Linked DNA regions of Homo sapiens: region 1 is linked to region 2. Evidence: chromatin contacts called from ENCODE Hi-C or POLR2A ChIA-PET data. All regions are on one chromosome and are shown on one strand. Each heading gives the region's core, a stretch centred on a gene start or an enhancer-like site at or near the end of the contact. The rest is flanking DNA. Distances are from core to core; before and after follow the strand shown. Region 1 overlaps PREPL (prolyl endopeptidase like). Region 2 has its middle 48 kb from the start of LRPPRC.

Region 1 (4,441 bases), core at 1,673-4,172, 280 kb before region 2:
GAGTGTGCAGTGGCATGATCTTGGCCAGGGTTCAAGCGATTCTCCTGCCTCAGCCTCCTGAGTAGCTGGGATTACAGGTGCCTGCCATAACTCCTGACTAATTTTTGAAATTTTTGTAGCGATGGGGTTTCACCATGTTGGCCAGGCTGGTCTCGAACTCCTGACCTCAAGTGATCCGCCCGCCTCAGCCTCCCAAAGTGCTGGGATTACAGGCATGAGCCACCGTACCAGCCCGATTTTTTTGTATTTTAGTAGAGACAGGGTTTTCCAATGTTGCCCAGGCTGGTCTCGAACTCCTGAGCTCAAGCAGTCCGCCCGCCTCAGCCTTCCAAAATCATGTCCTTTTATTTTTTTTATTTTGTTTTGTATTTTTTTGAGATGGAGTCTCACTCTGTCTCCCAGGCTAGAGTGCAGTGGCGCAATCTCCGCTCACTGCAACCTCCGCCTCCCAGGTTCAAGTAATTCTCTTGCCTCAGCCTCCCGAGTAGTTGGGCTTATAGGCACGCACCACCACACCTGGCTAATTTTTTCTATTTTTAGGAGAGACGGGGGTTTCACCATGTTGGCCAGTCTGGTCTCAAACTCCTGACCTCAAGTGACCTGCTCACCTCAGCCTACCAAAATGCTGAGATGACAGGCTTGAGGCACTGTGTCCAGCCCCCAAAGTCATGTCTTTTAAATGACATGCTCTGTCACCTCCTTGCCCTTATACATGCTGTGTCGTATCTGTGTCTTAATGCCTTTTCTTTGCCCTCTGGAAACTCAAATTTTTCCTTCACAACTCAGTTTAGGCATCATCTCCTTAAAAGCATTTGTGTTCCTGACTCGTGTATATACCCCTCACCTGGCAGATGGATGTTCTTTCCTCTGCTCCTGTAATACCTTAAATACACTTGTATTGTAGCAATGACACCACATTGCTGGGTAAGTCGTTGTTTTCTTACCCCACAAAATTACTGTCTTCTCCACGGTAGGGGATTTTCGTTTGTTTCTACTTTTAAGGTCTGTACTTAATCCCTGATAAATGGGCAGGCACTCAAAATATATTCGTTGAATCAATTCTGGATTGTCTATATCAGGAGTTGGCAAACCTTTTTCTCTAAAGAGCTACATAGTCACATTTTAAGCTTTGCAGGCCGCGTACAGTTTCTGTTGCACATTCCTTGTTTTCACTCAACCTTTAAAAAGCAAAAACCAGTCTTAGCTCCAGGGCCACACAAAAAACAGGCCTCCAGGTGTAGTTCGCTGACCCCAGCCTACAGTATTAACTTTTTTTTTCCACTAAAACTTTTTTGCCCTTCAATTTCAGAGGTGGTGGTGAGTTAGGCCTCCAGTGGCACGCTGATGGCCGCCTAACTAAAAAACTCAATGGCCTTGCTGATTTAGAGGCTTGCATTAAGACGCTTCATGGCCAAGGCTTTTCTCAGCCAAGTCTAACAACCCTGACTGCTTTCAGTGCTGGAGGGGTGCTTGCAGGAGCATTGTGTAATTCTAATCCAGAGCTGGTGAGAGCGGTGACTTTGGAGGTGAGTACGCTCTGTCTCTACTGTTTATAGAATGGGGGAGGTGTGAAGCCATAGGCTACTCTAAGAAAAATGTTTTTGGGCTGGCACAGCGGCTCATGCCTGTAATCCCAGCACTTCGGGAAACTGAGGTGGGCAGATTGCTTACCAGGAGCTCGAGACCAGCCTGGGCAACATGGCGAGACCCTGTCTCTGCAAGAAATTAAAAAAAAAAAAAAACCTACCCAGGCTTGTTGGTAAGAGGATCTCTTAAGAGGTTGAGGCTGCAGTGGACCACTGTGCTCCAGCCTGGGCAACAGAGTGAGACATTGTCAAAAAAAAAAAAAAAAAAGGAAAGAAAAACATTTCTGTTACAGTTTTACCATAGCATAGGAGTATAACAAAGCTTTTAAGTTTTAAACTCAGAATTATAGCTTGAGGAGAACTTCTAAAGTTATTTTAATCCAACTATTAACCGTTATTCTTCTCTGATACAGTGTTCTTTATTATCTTTAAGGCTTTCCACTGAAAGATATTAATGGCTATTTCCATTGCTCATTTGTATTTGTAAGGACATTTAGAATTGGTGAAAAAGCACTGAAGCATATATGAGTCCCAGTTGAGAAAGCCAGGCAAAGCACGCTGTGACTCTGGAATGCACTGAGTCCTTTGGCTCCTGGTCACCTTGACAGGCTACTGCCCATCAACATTTCAGTCCTAGATTTATAGGCTCTTTATTTTTAGATAGTCCATTCTTAATGGTCGTTTGGGCATAGTTTTTCCGTATTTTAATTGAAATATCTTACCCTGTTCTGAAAATGATTATCTTTTCCCAGTGTCAGAAATTACGAAGTTACATTGTAGCAGTTGGTTTCACTGCTATCATTCTCCTACTTCTAGGTTACTCTGAAAAATAATGACTGAGATGGGAGAGAGTAAATTATTTTCAGGATTTTTTATTTTGAGGTTGGGGAGTTTATACTGTGGGCTTGTAAATAAGTGTTAAATAGTAGTCACCTGTAAGTCTATTTTTTAAAAACAGAAAAATGTGGAGAATAGCCTATGCACAAAGATAATGGCAGAATTATTTACAGTTTAAAGACAAAGCAACTAGATTTTGACTTTTAGAAATTTAAAAGGAAATGATGAGAAGGATATTTATGCTAGGTTGCTTATTATAGTGAAGACTAGGAGACAACCTTTTATACATGTATAAGTCAAATTCTTCTTATAAGCACCAAAAATCAACCCTAATTTAAGCAGAAAAGGGATTAAAGGGCATTAGGAAAATGTAGGTGTCTTCAGACCAGTGTTAGAGGCTTCAGAGCCAAAGGCATAGAATTGGCCCAATGAAACTATTACTGCCGCCACTGCCAAGCACAAATCACCTCACACTGCCAGTGCAACTTCTAGAGCTGGATATAGCTGTGGCACTTTTGCCAGAATAAATTATCTGTGATCACTGCTTCTTTGAATCACTAACTTTCCATGCAGAGTGTAAAGCACATGTGTCTGGTTGATAGACCCAAGTCACACATGGGTCACACAGCTACTCCCAAGCTGCAGGGAAAAATGGGAAAGAGAAGTCTAGCACTTAGTATCTCCACAGTGAGAGGCAGGCTCTAGCTGATAAGGTTGGAGGTTTTTCAAATGCAAAAAAGTTCATATGGTAGGCAGCCAAAAAGAATTACAGATGACTCACTATACTTGGTTAATGTTAATATGAGGGAAAGCTAAAAAGTATGTTAACAGAAGAAAATAAAGCTAAGTGAAAAATACAGCCTTCATTTTTGTTTTGTTGTTTTTGTGGGGTTTTTGTTTTTTTGTTTTGTTTTGTTTTGTTTTTTGAGTCAGAGTTTTGCTCTTTCACCCAGGCTGGAATGCAATGGCACACGAACACAGCTCACTACAGCCTCGACCTCTGGGGCTCAGGTGATCCTCCCACCTCAGCCTCCTGAGTATCTGGGACTACAGGCATGTGCCACCATGCCCTGCTAATTTTTGTGGTTTGTTGTTGTTTTGTAGAGATGTGGTTTTACCATGCTACCCAGGCTAGTTTCAAACTCCTGGGCTCAAGTGATTTGCCCACCTCAGCCTCCCAATGTGCTGGGATTACAGGCATGAGCCACCATGTGCGACCCAGCCTTCGTTTTATTAAATTTTGTAACACTAATTATAAGCCAATGGGTTGTTTTCTCTTCTTTCACCTTGGGTATTTTGCAGAGTTTCTTTACTTAGCGTTTTTTGCTTTTAATATAAAATGTCCAACTGGTCAAAAAGACTTTATTCCTTGTGTATTTTTTTCATTTAAAAATTTTTAATTATGGTAAAATACCATAAAATTTACCATCTCAACCATTTTTAAGTGAATAGTTCAGTAGTGGTAAGTGCACTCATAGGCTTATGCAGTCAATCTCCAGAACTCGTTTTTCATCTTAACAAAACTGAAACCCTGTACCGATTAAACAGCTCTCCATTTGCTTCTTCCCACAGCCTCTGTCTCTGTGAATTTGACTACTCAAACACCTCACATAGGTGGAGTCATACAAAATTTTTTGTGACTGGCTTATTTCACTTAGATTATATCCTTGAGGTTCATCCATATTGTAGCGTGGATCAGAATTTTATTCATTTTTAAGGCTGAATAATATTCCATGTAATATTGCATGTGTATACCACATTTTGCTTATTCGTTCTTTGGTTAATGGACACTTGAGTTGCTTCCACCTTTTGGCTGTTGTGAATATGCTGCTGTGAACATAGGTATGCAGATCTCTTTAAGACCCTGCTTTCAGTTTTGGGGATTATATGCCAGGAGTGGAATTGCTGGATCATATGGTAATCTTAAGCTTAACTCTTTGATGAACCACCATACTGTTTTCCAAAGCAGCTCCCCCATTTTACATTCCAACCACCAGTGTATCAGGATTCCGGTTTCT
Region 2 (5,035 bases), core at 1,371-3,870:
TCCGGGAGGCGGAGGTTGCAGTGAGCTGAGATTGCACCTTTACACTCCAGTCTGGGCAACAGAGTGAGACTCTGTCTCAAAAAAAAAAAAAAAAAAGAATTTCCACTTTAAAGAGAGTCAATTACTTTTAGTCAGTTCTCAAAAGACCAAATCCTACCACTTAAATGTGACCCAGGTAGGAGAGAGACATTGCCTTGATTTTCACAGCTTTCCCCTGGCTCATCTCTGACCCCAAGGTGCTCTGTGTTCACTGGGCTGATTTTGCTTCAAAGTTTCAGCTTCTCTTTGTCGTTTCCTCAGCCAGCCCTGTGCCCTCCCTCTTTTCGTCCCATCTCCTCAGTCCCCCCGTTGTGTAGCCTTTACACAGTCTTCTCTGGTCTAATCTAATCTCCAACAAGCTGCCTCTTTTGCTCCTTTCTCTCTCCACAAACCTAATATATCTTGATGTGTCAACCTTTGGGCCACTGAGGCTGTGCTGACCTCTTCGGGGAGCTTGGCTTTTGTCCTACTAGGTAACCCCCTCTCCTGGGAGCTGTACCAACCTATTTTTCATCACATTTGAGCCTGGTTTTCTAAAAAAAAAAAAAAACCTAGACAGGCAGGCAGCCCACGCTGACTAAAGCTATGAACATCTCTCCTTTCTTAAGGGGTCTTTCTCCCTCCTCTCTGCCTGTCTGGCAAGAGCCAGCAGCCAGAGGTGGGGGTGGAAACCTCAGTTACCATCACATCAGCTGGATAATAGTTCTATAGATGCTGGACATGCCGACAAAGGGGCAAAGTATTCTGTATCATAGCATTTTTATTATATTCTATTATAATCATGTATCTTTCTATCATAATCAGGTATCATGCATAATCATGTAGCTGTCATATTTGTCTTAGTTTGCTAGGACTGCCCTAACAACATACTACAGTCTTGGGGGAGGGGGAATGCTTAAGCAACAGATACTTATTTGCTCACAGTTCTGGAGGCTGGAAGTCCAACGTTGAGGTGTCAGCAGGTTTGGTTTCTTCCGAGACCTCCACTCGTGGCTTGCAAATGTTGACCCGATTGCTGTCTCCTCACTTGGTCTTTCCTCTGTGTGTGATTCTGTGGTATCTTTTAGTCCAAATTTCCTCTTACAAGGACATCAGTCAGACTGGATTAGGCCACCTTCTAATGGCCCCACTTTAACTAAAGGCCCTGTCTCCAAATACCATCACATTCTGAGATACTGGGAGTACCTCAAATTTCCCAGTAGAAAATTTATAGGGGACAGAGTTCAGCCCATAACAATATTATTCCCCAATTCCATCATCGACTTACACTGAAGTCAGAGCAAAAAAGATCAGTCTCAAATTGCAGTGTGTGGGATTTCAGCTAGATGTAAGAAAGGTTCAGGCACTCCCAAATGGAGACCCTGGGAGTGGGATCTCAAATGGGAGAGGGGAAGGAGGGTAAAGATGAAAGCAGGCATCCTAGAAAACATAATACATTTCCAATTAGTTGATACCCTTTCTAAAAGGAGGAGGCTAAGCCAGATGATTTCTGGATCCCAACATTAATTTATTCAATCAATCACTCATTTAGCAGACATTCACTGAGCCTCACCACGCAGCAGGCACAGGAATCCAGAAGCAAGTCCTTGAAGGTTCTTGCCCTTTAGAGAACTTGTACTTATTGGTAAACCCTGGGTAGGATGGGAGGAGGGCAGGGGCAGCCAAAAGAAGAAGGGTGAAGAATGCTCTGAGGCGTGAACATTAATGAAAACACAGACCCCAAGCCCAGTGGTCAGCCCAGGCTTGTACATTTCTTTCCTGGCACTTAGCAGTGTTTCCTGGCACTCAGCAGTGCCCACACCCAGAGTAGAACCCTCTGTTTTTTTTTTTTTTGTTTTTTTTGTTTTTTTTTTTTGAGACAGTCTCGCTCTGTCATCCAGGCTGGAGTGCAGTGGCATGATCTTGGCTCACTGCAACCTCCGCCTCCCAGGTTCAAGTGATTCTCCTGCCTCAGCCTCCCGAGTAGCTGGGACTACAGGTGCGCACCACTACACCCCGCTATTTTTTTTTCTATTTTTTTTTTTTGGTATTTTTACTAGAGACAGGGTTACGCCATGTTGGCCAGGCTGGTCTAGAACTCCTGACCTCAGGTGATCTGCCCGCCTCGGCCTCCCAGAGTGCTGGGATTACAGGCATGAGCCACCACACCCCACCAGACCCTCTATTTGATAATAGGTTGCATAAAGCGTAACCTCAAGTTTCAGACATCCTGAAAGACCTCGAACCTTGGGCCAGCCCAAGAAAGCTGGAGACATTTCTCACCCCCATACGGGGACAGGCAGGTGGGAGGAGGGTGTGGCTGGCAGCCCAGTGGAGTCACCATAGCCACAAACCATGAGGTTTGGGATCAAGTGGGCCCTAACCCTGATCCCACTGCAGCTGCAGGAGACAGGCAGGCGTTCCCTGTTCTCACATCAGACACTTCTGGGGCCTTCCACTGAGGATCGGTCACACCCTCCCTGGGGAGCCCACTGGAGGCCCCTGGGAACTGCTCAGGAGTGTGTGGCTACTGCCAGCAGAGGCCGGGCTGCCAGGGCTGGCTGCTTCCCTCTAGAAGGAGCCGGAAGCTTCCATCTAGAAGGTGAGCCTGCCATCTAGCGTCCCAGTCTGGGCCGCGCAGGGACAAAGGAGCTTTCCCTGCACTGTCGTGTTGGTCACATTCAGCCCCACGGCATATTTAACTGCTGCCCACCTTCTCCCCACCATCGTGAGGTGAGAGCAAACCACCCTCGTTTCAGGGTGAATTTGATTTTTAGAAACAGCTGAAAGTCGTTCTAAGCCAAATGGTTATTGGTGGGAATTCAAAGAGTTTCCCCTGTGGCTTACAACTGTCTAAAGGCAGGTGACTATTTTCAAGTATTTATATATATATATATATATATATATATATATATATATATATATTACATATAATAATATCTATTATATTATATATTAATTATTAACTCTAATATATATATTAGAGTTTCGGGAGCAATTAAAAGTCTCATTGTTTTCATGCCAACAGTGTATACCATGGAACTCAATGTTTTCATACAGAACTTAAAGTACATCTTCCTCTTAGAAATGAGTGTAAGTGCTATCTTTTCCATGCAGACCTAACTTCTACAGGAGAGGAAGAATGGTCTGATTTATTCGGCTGCTGAGGGGAGAGTTATCCACACTGAGCCGGGGATGGAGCCTGGGATAGAGTTAATAATCGAGATATATATAAATAAAATATATCCTGGACCTTCGGAGTTAAGCATTTAATCCAGCAATTGGGCCCTGCCTTTGGGACTGTTTGTCCCAGGGCTTTTTGGGGAAGACTTAGATCTAGGAAAGGGCTAATGGAGGGACATGGAACAGGAGATCAGCTCTGTCCCTGCTCCTCAAAGAAGGGCAACTGCAGGAGGTATGCAGCCCAGTGCCCAAGCCAAGGGTGGCAAAGGACGTGGAGCTCATCTGAGGATACAGGGAAAAGCACCAGAAAGTCAAAGCCACAGTCCCAGATATTTGTTTCTGGTGTGAGTGGCTGAATGCTGCTGCTTCCCTGGAGAAGAGCAGAAATCCAGGGCCCCAGAATGAGCCTGACCGGGGTAGGGTAAGGGGGTGGACAAAGGGAGCCCTCCCCAAACTAATGATGATCTCTGGAGATCAGGCCTCAGTTCCTGAGCAGCCTTGAGTTCCCTGTGTCCTGGGAAGGCCTTGCTGCTACTCCTAGAGCCCCTTTTTTCCTGGAGCAAAGGGTAGACCCCTCTACTAGGATCCTTGCTGACTTCCACCTTATCTGAGCACAAAGAGTTGCCTTCGGTTAGAGACTAGGATTTAGGTGTGGCCACTTTGGGGAGGGTGGATTAATCTTTTTAACATGGAAAGAGGCCAAGAAAACAGGGCCCTCATTTGGCCTTGAGAGCCTGGCAACTCCACTATTCCCTTTGATTAGCAAAATTCTAGAGCTCGAAGAATACCAGATAATATATGCAGAAGGAAGAAAAAAAATTTTTTTTTTTTGAGGCAGAGTCTCACTCTGTCGCCAGGCTGGAGTGCAGTGGCACGATCTTGGCTCACTGCAACCTCTGCCTCCTGAGTTCAAGTGATTCTCCTGCCTCAGCCTCCCGAGTAGCTGGGACTATAGGCGCGTGCCAACACACCCAGCTAATTTTTGTATTTTTAGTAGAGATGGGATTTCACCATGTTGGCCAGGATGGTCTCGATCTCTTGACCTCGTGATCCGCCTGCCTCAGCCTCCCAAAGTGCTGGATTTACAGGCATGAGCCACCGTGCCTGGCCTGAAAAAAATTTTTTTAAATCACTAAGACTTGAAATGACATAATGGACTTAGGTCACAATCAACAAATGCTAAAATCATCAGGTGAAAGGTTAATGGAGAACTTTATGGGATGATGCTACCTAAACCCATTGATCAATCCTATTAGTATTAAAAGTGAAAAAAAAGATATTAATATTATATGTCTCACAGTAATGCCACCCTAGAAAGTATAGGTGCCTAAAAACATTGACCTTGAATCTAATCAAGGCCCAGATATAACTATCAGTTTACAGAAAATATGGAGGATGGAAGAATATGTTAACCACTCCACAGTGAAGCAGACAGATACGGAACTTAAGACATTATACAGAACAAATTACCTGATTCCCTGTCAAATCAGTGACAAGGGTGAACTGCTTCAGAATAAAAGAAACGAAAAAGACACAACCATATGCAATATGTGGAGTTTTAAAAAACAACTGAAAAAAGATGTCTTTGAGATAATCAGGTAATTTGAATATGGATTGAGTTTAGATGATATTGAGGAATTGTTCTTTTTTTTAAGTAAACAATGACATTGTGAAATGTATTAAAAAGTCTTATCAATTACAGATTAAAACTTAAGTGTTCCAAACGAAATGTCAAACTACCTAATATTTGCTTTAATATACACTAGAAGGAAAAAAGAGTTGGGGGAGAGGAAGCAAGATTGGCCAAATGTTGATAATGATTGAGGCTGGGTGA

The links. Hi-C counts contacts between places; a loop is a spot of excess contacts on that map. ChIA-PET counts read pairs that join two places held with the same protein, here RNA polymerase II (POLR2A).
Region 1: a loop to region 2 is called in a map of DLD1, with 4 times the contacts of the local background. The contact joins two enhancer-like sites. A Hi-C loop is called at or near these places in 1 of 168 maps with a recorded cell type or tissue (DLD1). POLR2A ChIA-PET finds 5 or more read pairs at or near these places in 2 of 52 experiments (RWPE1 and activated CD4-positive, alpha-beta T cell).

The regions. Positions count from the first base shown.
Region 1 is chr2:44,323,797-44,328,237 of GRCh38, reverse strand. PREPL (prolyl endopeptidase like) reads left to right here. Exons shown (of 14, transcript NM_001171613.2): 10 at 1,310-1,526. Among named protein-coding and RNA genes, the nearest start is that of PREPL, 35 kb to the left of the region's middle. Within about 2 kb of position 2,922, at least 4 of the 41 ENCODE cell types and tissues checked have a DNase peak (open chromatin) inside an H3K27ac peak, as active enhancers do.
Region 2 is chr2:44,041,961-44,046,995 of GRCh38, reverse strand. No RefSeq gene overlaps it. Among named protein-coding and RNA genes, the nearest start is that of LRPPRC, 48 kb to the right of the region's middle. RefSeq lists an enhancer at 2,693-2,742. Within about 2 kb of position 2,620, at least 4 of the 41 ENCODE cell types and tissues checked have a DNase peak (open chromatin) inside an H3K27ac peak, as active enhancers do.